Regions from separate parts of the Homo sapiens genome. Here all the other regions are linked to region 1. A link is a contact called in ENCODE Hi-C data. All regions are on one chromosome and are shown on one strand. The core of a region is the stretch at or near the end of the contact, and the rest is flanking DNA. Distances in the headings are between cores, read along the strand shown. Region 1 has its middle 21 kb from the start of CAVIN4. Region 2 overlaps COL15A1 (collagen type XV alpha 1 chain). Region 3 has its middle 38 kb from the start of SEC61B.

Region 1 (2,991 bases), core at 190-2,689:
AAGTCTGTCTCCAGGAATTGCCCTCAGCAGAGAAAGCCACCTCACCCAAGGTCATGCCCCCTCCTGAGAGCAGCCCACATTGAGTGACGGGTTGACTGAGGGATATGTGTGTGGCTTCTGGCTTCAGCGTGGAACAGCTCTGAAGGACCTTCCTGGGTCCAGAGCTTGCCATAGCATTGGCTGAGGCCCCGGTTTAAACCTCACTAAGTGTTCAACTCCTTGTCTCTGTCCTTCATCCTTCAGCCCTCACAGGTGCTGTTCATGAGAGCATCACTCAATAAGCCACCTACAATATCTCTGAGTCTGTTTCCTAGGGAAGCCAGCCCACAGCTGGGCATGATGGAGAGGGAGGAGTCTAAGGTGGCTCCTGGATTTCTGGCTTGAGACAGCACATGATGTTATCCAGTGAGAAGAGGGACAAAGAAGAAAGTGTACAGAAGTTGAAGCAGGTTTGCTGGAAAAGATATGTTTTGGGGGTGCTAAGTCTGAGGTGCCTGTGGGATAGCCAGGAGTTTGAAGCTCAGAGGAAAGATCTAGACTAGAGGTACAGATTTGGGAGTCATCAGCAAGGCAAAAACAATGGCATTAAGGAGATCTTCACCCCATAAAAGTGTGGAGTGTGAAAAAAAAACAACTAACCAGGAAGCATGTGTGTGGGAGCCAACAGAAATGGGCAGGGGAAGGAAGACACACTTCTGGCAAATATAGTGATCAGAGAGTTTGGAAAACCGGGAGTGTGAGCATTGTGGATGACAGAGGGATTTGCAGCAGTTTCAGATAGATGTGTCAGGAGCTGCAGAGAGAGCAGCATGGAAAAGTGTTCATTGGGGTGCATGACAAGGTCGCTGAGGACCTTGCTGAGAGCAGTTTGAGTGGAGTGGGTAGAAGCAGCCAGATTCCAGTGAGTTGGGGAGATGGGGTGGGAGGAGAAGAGACAAATGTGATAACCTTTGATAACGCTCATGAGATGGGGACAGGAGAGGTAGGTAGGGACAGAGCACAGAAAACAGGAGGGTATTTGTAAATGATGGGGGAGATGAGCTGAAGGAGAAGGCCCAGCCAAGAAGGGGTAAAGCGAAGGCCGCAGGTGTGGCAACTGGTTAAAATTCTTGAGCAGGTGGAAGAAGACTGAGCAAACAAAATTAATCCTGGAGAGGAAGAACCAAATCTCAGGCGCCAGAAGTGACGGAAGCAGGTAACAACAGCCACAATTTATTATGCTCTTTATTTAAGGCAAGGAACTTTAAGTACTTTAACCCTCACAACAAATCTACTCTCGAATACCACGCACCTGGCCGGAGCTGGTGGGGCTGCGGAGGCCTGGCCTCTCTCCCTGGAGCCCCGCCCAGTCCCCAGGTAGGCGGGGGAGCGTACGCTTCCGGCAGGACAGGGTGGTTCCAGAACCCACCGCTCGCTCTCTTGAAACCGGCTCCGCGGGCAGGAGGAGGGAATTTTGCATTTCCCGCAGTAAGCGCGCCGGGGCCGGGGAGGAGCCACATGAAAAGCGCTAATGGCGTAACGCATGCGCGCCGCGGAGAGCCGGTGCAGAGCCGGCGCAGGCGCCGAGGTCTGCGGGGCGGGTGTTCTCTTCCCGTCTCCGTCAGCATCCAGGTTCAGCGCCCGGCTTGAGTCCGGTTTGTTTTGTAGGAATTCCTGTTAATTCCTGTCGCAGTCTAGCCGTCTACCAATAGGAAATTTGTTAAAATATAGTGATGTACATATGATGGGCTATTTTCGCAGCTCCACTCACGCAAACCAGAAATGTAAATTATTCCCTTGTCTTGGTCTCCTTATAGTTGAAAAATTATTCTCTCCTGGCACTGTTTTATTTATGGCTGGCGACTGAGCTGTTTAAGCTTTGCAGTTTCTGTCTCGTTGGTTGAATTAGACTTACGAACAAATTGTCCATATGATGACAAGAGGGCAATGATGACTGAGTTTTTCCTGGGCCAAGCGGGTCAGTGGTAGGGAGTTGGCTACTTGGAAAAAAATTCTCCTTAAGACACTTCCTCTCGAAGGTGAGAGCTCAGCAGAAGGGGATTGGGGCCTCACTGTCAGATGCGTAAGTTGAGGGGGTTGTCGTCAGGAGTCCGCTGGAGGGGAGGCATTGCTTGAGGAAACTTTGAAAGGGCTCCACAAGAAAAAAAAAATCAGCCTTCAGAATTTGCCACACCTGAAAGGCACCATTGTGCCTCCAGATTTCTTGGATGGGAATCAAACAGCAGTGCACTGCATCCCTTGGACTGCAAGCTCCCTGAGTGGTCCCTCAGAGGCCCTCTTTGGTAAGCTTGAGGTTAGAAGCAGGCCCCTCACACCACCTCCTTTGGTTGCGGGTTCAGCAGATCTCTCCAAAGGATCCTCACTTGACCTCTCTTCCCATCTCTATTCTTTGACCTCATATCTTCTTTATGGACAGATAATGAATTCAAGGTTTTAGCCAAGTCCTGCTTTGCAAATCCACCAGGATGGTCTGTTTCACTACTGATTCTGAGATATGGATTCACACTTCCAAATGAGAAGAATTTTAGTTTGGTACTGCAGCATTATGCAAACCAACCTACAAGCAGGCAACACTTTCATGGAACAAAAGAGCTTACTCAACTCTTAGAAACCACGACTACCCCTACATTCAGATTTGTCGAAATCCTGGTTCCACCAACCAGCAGAACTCAATTCTAAGCGATTCTTTCTCAGCACACTTCCTATGTGTGCCATTATATTGAGAGAGCTGAATTCAGAGGAGTATCAGGAGAGGGAAACTGTTCTTTTCCCACTGACCATCTCAGGCATATTCTTACAACTTCTTTCGTCACTCTCAGATAATAAAAATTTTTCTAGTTACTTTTAGACCCAAAGTAATCTTATTTGAGTTATGAAAATTCCAGTCCAATATCAAAATCATATAACAACTTTCTCTATCCAATTGTAAACTCTCCACCTTCAGTGAAGTCTTAAAAAAAATTAAACCATGCCAAAGGGTTTATTTAAAAA
Region 2 (2,991 bases), core at 154-2,653, 1.6 Mb before region 1:
CTGGCTAAAGACAAGGAAGTCTGTGGGGAGGGCTGGGTTTGTCCCGGCCCCTGTTGGAGTCATTCCTTCCAGGCCTGAAGGCTGTGGACTGAAAGAACCGGCAGTTAGGGGCGGTTAGAAAAACTGAAACACTGGCGGGAGACAAGGAGGAGGCAGACGATGAGGCTGTCAGACCTGGCAAGGGCCTTTGGAAAATATTTAGTCCAAGGCTCTAGTTTGACAGATATTGAACCTGAGGCTCAGAGAAGGGAAGGGACTGCTCAAAGTCATATGCCAAGTTGGTGGCAGAGTCCACCTTGCAGGCTGAGGCCCTTTCCACCACCCCATGCAACATCTGAGAGGTCAGGATGTAGAAGTTGAGGCCGACTTGTGTGTGGTCTCAGAGGGGTAGAGAGCTAGGCCCAGCCAGGTGGGTGGGAGTTGCAGGGGCGGTTGCCTCAGTTCAACATGAGAAAGGACTTCCGAAGACTTCGAATTGTGCAGCAATGGTCAGGTGGCCGTGAGTGGAGATGAGCAGGTGGAAGCCAGGTGGCTTTGGATGGGTGAGCATTGTAGGAAGCTCCTCCCCAGGTGGTGAGCTGCACTGTCCCACACAGTCTGCGGTTGCTGAACTCCTGTCCCTCCAGGGAGGTGGGAGAAAGGGAAGTCACATGCCAGATGTGATTTAGACATACCCAGGGTCCTTGGGGGCCACCTCTCTGTAGGGGTGTCCAAAGGGAAGGGAAAGAACCGTCCCAGAAGATGCAAGAACCCCACCCTCCCAACTTGCTGGCAGGACAAGCTGACAAAGGGCAAGGAGGAGGGACACGTGGCTTCTCCGACGGTCTGCCCCCCATGCTGCAGGCGCAGAGGAGGGGGACTGAGCACCTCCTCTTCTCCCCAGGGACTGAGTGCCAAGAAACTCAGGTGAGAGGAGCCCTTCTGGGGTCCCAAGGGCAGTCCCCCCACCTTACCCTACATACCCTCATCCTACTGGTCCAGCCCCAGGCCACAGGCAGTATAGGGTCATCTGGACCCCCTCAGCCCCGGCCCCCCAGTGGGAATACACCCACCCGCTTGCAGGAGTCACCGTGGCCCCGTTTAAGCTGACTGAAGTGTGCCGTCGGTCTTTAGAGGCGTGTGTGGGAATGGTAGAAACCCAGGAGGGGCACCTTCAGCCTTTCCCAGCACTCGGTGCAGAGAAACAGCAGAGGAGGGAAAGGAGGCGTTATGGGTTCTAGGCCTGGCTTGGCCAAACTCACTGCATGGCCTCAGACCTGCTCTCTTGGGTCCCTTAACAGACCTTTCGCTTTGAGTCTGTTGTTGGGATCCCGGTTCACAGCGCAGGTGGAAAGCCTTCCTTGCAGTTGGTGGAAGCGCAGTTCCCGTAGAGACCGCCAGGAGCCGCTGCCGCGCACGGTCCCGGGGCGTCCTCAGCCTCCCTCGCGCCTCCGTCCGGACATATCCGCAGCGCTCCTTCACCTGGAGCGAGGAACGCTCCTTAGCCTCCTCTGGCTTTAAATGCTAACTAGCGCTAGCGCTGGGCTCAGGTCCCAGATGATCGTCTGTGAGAGGGAGCTTTGCAAAGCCAGCTACAGTTCTCTAGGGAGGCAAGGCTCCAAAGCTCAGGCTAGTCCCGGGCACTGCTTCAGGACCCCACAGATGGAAGGACTGATCCAGCCCATCGCACGGAAGGGGAAACCGAGGCCCAGCGGGGTAGGGGAGGTGCCAGATGATGTCCCTGAGCCTGTGGCAGAGAGGAGGAGGAGAGGTGAGAGTTCGCTCCTGTTCTTCATCTCTGGCCAAATCGCTGTCATCTGTGTGGAAGGAAAACCTGAACCCTGCTCTGTTTGTTTCTTCATGGCTGGGATTCTGCCTGGTTTCCATGGAAACTGGCTTTGGACCCTTGGGAGGAAAGTCGCACCCTGCCCTGACTGCTCAGATTTTCCTCTGCCTCCTCTGTCTCTGAAACCGTCTGATTTCTCCTCTCTGCGCCCTGAGGAGGGGCCACCCCAAAACTGCACTTAGGAGTCTGAACTAGATTTGAGGGAGGGAGGCTCAGGTTGTCTCTCCCTGTGTCCGTTCCTTCACAGCATCCCCTTGGCTCTGTGGATGTTTAGAGGAGGGGGGATGACTTTGGCCCTTTTTGCAGAGTGAGAGTGGGGCCCCCGTGTGTTGGGGTGCAGCTGAGCCTGACTGGAAAGATTTAGATGTAAGAAGATGGGGAAGAGTGATGTCACTAGAAGGAATAGCATGAGTGAAGGCAAAGACACGGGGGGAGAATGAGGAGATGAAGCAGAGGGTGTCTCGAGTAGAATTTTGCTTTTATGCTGAAGGCACTGGGGAGCCATTGAAGGCTTTGGAGCTTGTAATAGGAGCAGATGACTACTAATGGTCACCTAGATAGTGAGCTGCTTGAGCACACATGTTCCAGGCTTAGCTCCATGTCTCCAGCACTACACAAGGCACAATGTGGGAGCTTTAGAAATATGATCAAATTCATGAATTGGAAAAGTAAGTTGAAAACCCCCATTGGAAATGAAGCTATCTCTAAGCATTAATGAAGTGAGAGAATAAGACCGGTCAGATGCAGCCCCAGGAAGTGTTTGAAGGCAGTGAAAATACATAGAATAAATCACAGTGGATGTGGCTCTGAGAGTCTATCTGGTCTAACTCTCTGATGGGAAAACTGAGATCAGGGAGGGGGACTAGCTGGCCCAAGGTCACAGACAGAGTCTTGAACCTGAGTCCTTCCTCCCCTCCCTGGGTCTCTCATTGCCCCATGGATTCATGCCTCCCAGATGGGCTCTCTGGGCCAGTGGATCCAGCATCGTGGAGATGGGAGGGAACGTGGACTTTCAGGTGATGGATGGGCATGCAGTGAGGTCACTGTTGGATGTCAGACTGGAGCCCGACCTCAGTGACTCTCACCAGGGCCTCAGACTGTGAGCCTGGCACCTTCAATTCAGGAATGCCTAGGATTTAGTTCAGCCAGCAAACACTTCCTGAGGA
Region 3 (2,991 bases), core at 149-2,648, 1.3 Mb before region 1:
AAATGGCCTGAAAGAACAGCTGACTCTCAGTGGGGAAAGCTGAGACGAGGTCCTAAGTTGAAGGCTGGCCATCAGCCTCAGGACGGGGATTGCTGATGGTCTGACCCAGCGCCAGGGAGAGAGCTGGCTCAGACTTCTGAGGCCTAGCCCCTAATCCCACCCTTCACCAGACTGTGTGTGACCTTCACTCAGCTCCTGTCCCTTCCCTGAGCCTTGGCTTCCCCATCTGGGCTGAATGTGATGGTGTTTAGGGAACAAATTTTATGGTGTCATTACTTAAAATGTGGGAGCTCTATTTCTTCAGCCTTTAATAGAAGTGTTACTGTGAGGGGTACGTGTATTTCATGTAACTATCTGCTGGATTCCACGTCTTCCCTCTTCACCACAGTGCCCCTTCCTCACCGAATCCTAAGCTGAGCTAGTACCTACACCCTCGTTTTCTAGAAGGAAAATTACCTTCATTCTGGATTTTAGGAAATGATATGCTGGACTTTTCAGACTATAGTTGAAAGAGGTTTAGATTAACCAAGGAGATCTTATTTCTTGTTTCAGTTCTACCAGTGGAGTCTTGAGCTCTTGCCCCTCCTTGACTCAGTTTCCCTCAGAAGTATGAGCTGTTTGAGCCAGGTGATCTTGAAACTTCCTCCCAGTTTTGATTCAGGGTTTCTAGTTTTCCCTTGGAAATTTAACTCTGCCACCTCCCCCTGCGCCCCACCCCCAGCCTGTGTCTCACAAATGGGTTAAATGGGAACAATTGAGAAGTGAAACAACTTTGCTATAGACCAGCTCGGAAGGATAATGAAATTCTCAACTTCTGATATGGAAAACTGTTAGAAAAATGCAGCTCCTGCTCCACTTGTGAAAAATAAAAAAGAAAAATGGTGTTTAATGTCATCTGTCACCCACAGTGGTGAATTTTACAAGTGGTCATAAGCACATTCCCCTCCCCCAACACGCAGCAGGGGAGGAGGAGGTGTTGGGTAAGCAGGAGCTTTTGGAAAGTGCGTGTCCCCAAACGAAAGCCAGATATCGGGGCCAGGCCTTGCTGGGGTTACCTTCCCGGTGCAGCCATGATTTATTTCCCGCAGGTCTGGGGACCGTAAGAGGGGATTCCAGAAGCTTCATGTGAGCAGTGAGGACCCAGTATCTTGGGGCTGCCTGCCAGTAAGGCGACCTCGCTCAGTGCCTGTCGACACCGTCTGCTGATTGGGAGCTGGCCGCGGCCGCCCAGGCCCTCGTGGCCTCTGGGTCATGTGAGAGACTTGGCAGGAGCCGGTGCTCACTGAATCCGGTATTCGGGTGGAATCTGTGCCACGGAGCTGTCAGCGTGACGGTGTCAGCAGGTTCACCTGCCTGTGCCAGAGGAAGGGCCACACGCCAGGCAGCCTTCTGGGCCATCCTGTCATCCTGCTCTGCAGCTGACAGAGACACCCACAGTCGCATCACTCAGCCGTTTTGCTGACAGCCCGGATGTGCCTTTGAACAGCCTGCATTTAGGGTGCTGCGGGAGGAACCCTGCACTCCTGCTGCTGATGAGCTGGGCTCTGCACAGCGAGCAGGAAAGAAGGAGGAAGAGCTTTCTGGATGTCAAATCTCACGGGAAGATCCACAGAAAATTTGAGGAGTAAAAAGTAAACCAGTCAGCCGAGACTAGATCAAAGATTCCTCTGTGCCTGACTGCAGACCTGTGGTGACTGAAGAATGCTATCATTCCACAGCAAAAATGGAAAAACACAGCCAGGAGAATCAATCTCATAAACCTAATGTCACTTGAGGAAATGTTCTTTATTTTTAGATAAGGAATATTTTTGCAACTTTTTAATGTTGATTCTTTCTCTCTAGAAAACAATGGTGATGTTAGATGGTAGTTGGTTTTTGAACAGTACCCACTTGACAACCCTATGTACATCCTGTGTAGTTGAAAAAAAGTTTTACTGATTCATAAATTCCAAAAATCTAGGAACCATTGGACTCTCAGAGGACTCATGGAGAGTGACAGGAGAAAGGGCAGAAGGGCAAGGTTAGATGGTGGAAGGCCTTGCTCTAGAAGCTCTGTGATAGCAGGGAACCACACTATGGTAGCCCTGGGTTCTAGCACATGGGTTGGTAAACTTTTTCTACAAAGGGCCTGGTAGTAAATATTTGAGACTTTTGGACTGCACTGCCTTTGTGACAACTATTTTTGCCCTCTTGGCATGAAAACCTCCATAGACAATGATATGTAAATAAATATGTAAATGAAAAAGTGTAACTGAATTCCAATTAAACATTATTTATGTATGTATTTATTTTTGAGGCAGGGTCTCACACTGTCACCCAGGCAGGAGTGCAGTGCTGCCATCACGGCTCATTGCAGCCTCAGCCTCCTGGGCTCAAGTGCTCCTCCTGACTCATTTTCTAATTTTTTTATTTTTAGAGATGAGGTCTCACGATATTGCCCAGGCTGGTCTTGAACTCCTGGGCTCAAGTGATCCTCCCACCTCAGCCTCCTGAAATGCTGGGATTACAGGCATGAGCCACCAGGACTGGCAATAAAACTTTATTTATAAAAACAGGTGGTGGGCCTGATTCGGCCTAGGGGTTGTTGTTGGTTGACACCAGTCTAGCGCAACATCTAGTATCTAGTAGGTGTTCAGTAAGTATTTATTGAATTGATATGAATTGTTTCTAGCAGGCAAAGAGGAGACATTGGAGGTGTGTGAGATAGGATTTTAGAAAGATCGCTGTGGTAGACTGTGTAAGATGGATGGAGGAGGCATGAAACAGAGCCAAGGTGCTGGGTAAGGAGTTGTTACAATAGTCCAGGCTTGGGTGGTGAGGGCTCAGCCTGGAGCAGGGCAGGAGAGAAGAAGTGAAGGTGGGGAAGGGGCTGAGCCTATGTGATAGAGATGCATTTAAAGGAAAAAGGAGAAGCCACTCTGGCTGGAGTTGAAGCCCCATTCCTCAGGCTTTGTTTTCCATGCACCAAACCGTGCTTGAAGAACTCAGAGC

Evidence for each region. A loop is a pair of places that touch in the nucleus more often than their neighbours do. Pooled maps may share reads with other maps.
Region 2: a loop to region 1 is called in a map of CD8-positive, alpha-beta T cell, with 13 times the contacts of the local background. The contact joins two enhancer-like sites. A Hi-C loop is called at or near these places in 4 of 168 maps with a recorded cell type or tissue (B cell, CD4-positive, alpha-beta T cell, CD8-positive, alpha-beta T cell and 1 more) and 7 of 50 pooled maps.
Region 3: a loop to region 1 is called in a map of IMR-90, with 5 times the contacts of the local background. The contact joins two enhancer-like sites. A Hi-C loop is called at or near these places in 6 of 168 maps with a recorded cell type or tissue (HCT116, IMR-90, K562 and 3 more), 2 of 37 single-sample maps with no recorded cell type and 21 of 50 pooled maps.

The regions. Positions count from the first base shown.
Region 1 is chr9:100,597,397-100,600,387 of GRCh38, forward strand. No RefSeq gene overlaps it. Among named protein-coding and RNA genes, the nearest start is that of CAVIN4, 21 kb to the left of the region's middle. RefSeq lists an enhancer at 1,351-1,645. Within about 2 kb of position 1,440, at least 17 of the 41 ENCODE cell types and tissues checked have a DNase peak (open chromatin) inside an H3K27ac peak, as active enhancers do.
Region 2 is chr9:98,973,713-98,976,703 of GRCh38, forward strand. All of the region lies in intron 2 of COL15A1 (collagen type XV alpha 1 chain), which reads left to right. Among named protein-coding and RNA genes, the nearest start is that of COL15A1-AS1, 31 kb to the left of the region's middle. Within about 2 kb of position 1,404, at least 13 of the 41 ENCODE cell types and tissues checked have a DNase peak (open chromatin) inside an H3K27ac peak, as active enhancers do.
Region 3 is chr9:99,258,338-99,261,328 of GRCh38, forward strand. No RefSeq gene overlaps it. Among named protein-coding and RNA genes, the nearest start is that of SEC61B, 38 kb to the left of the region's middle. RefSeq lists an enhancer at 1,551-1,600. Within about 2 kb of position 1,399, at least 26 of the 41 ENCODE cell types and tissues checked have a DNase peak (open chromatin) inside an H3K27ac peak, as active enhancers do.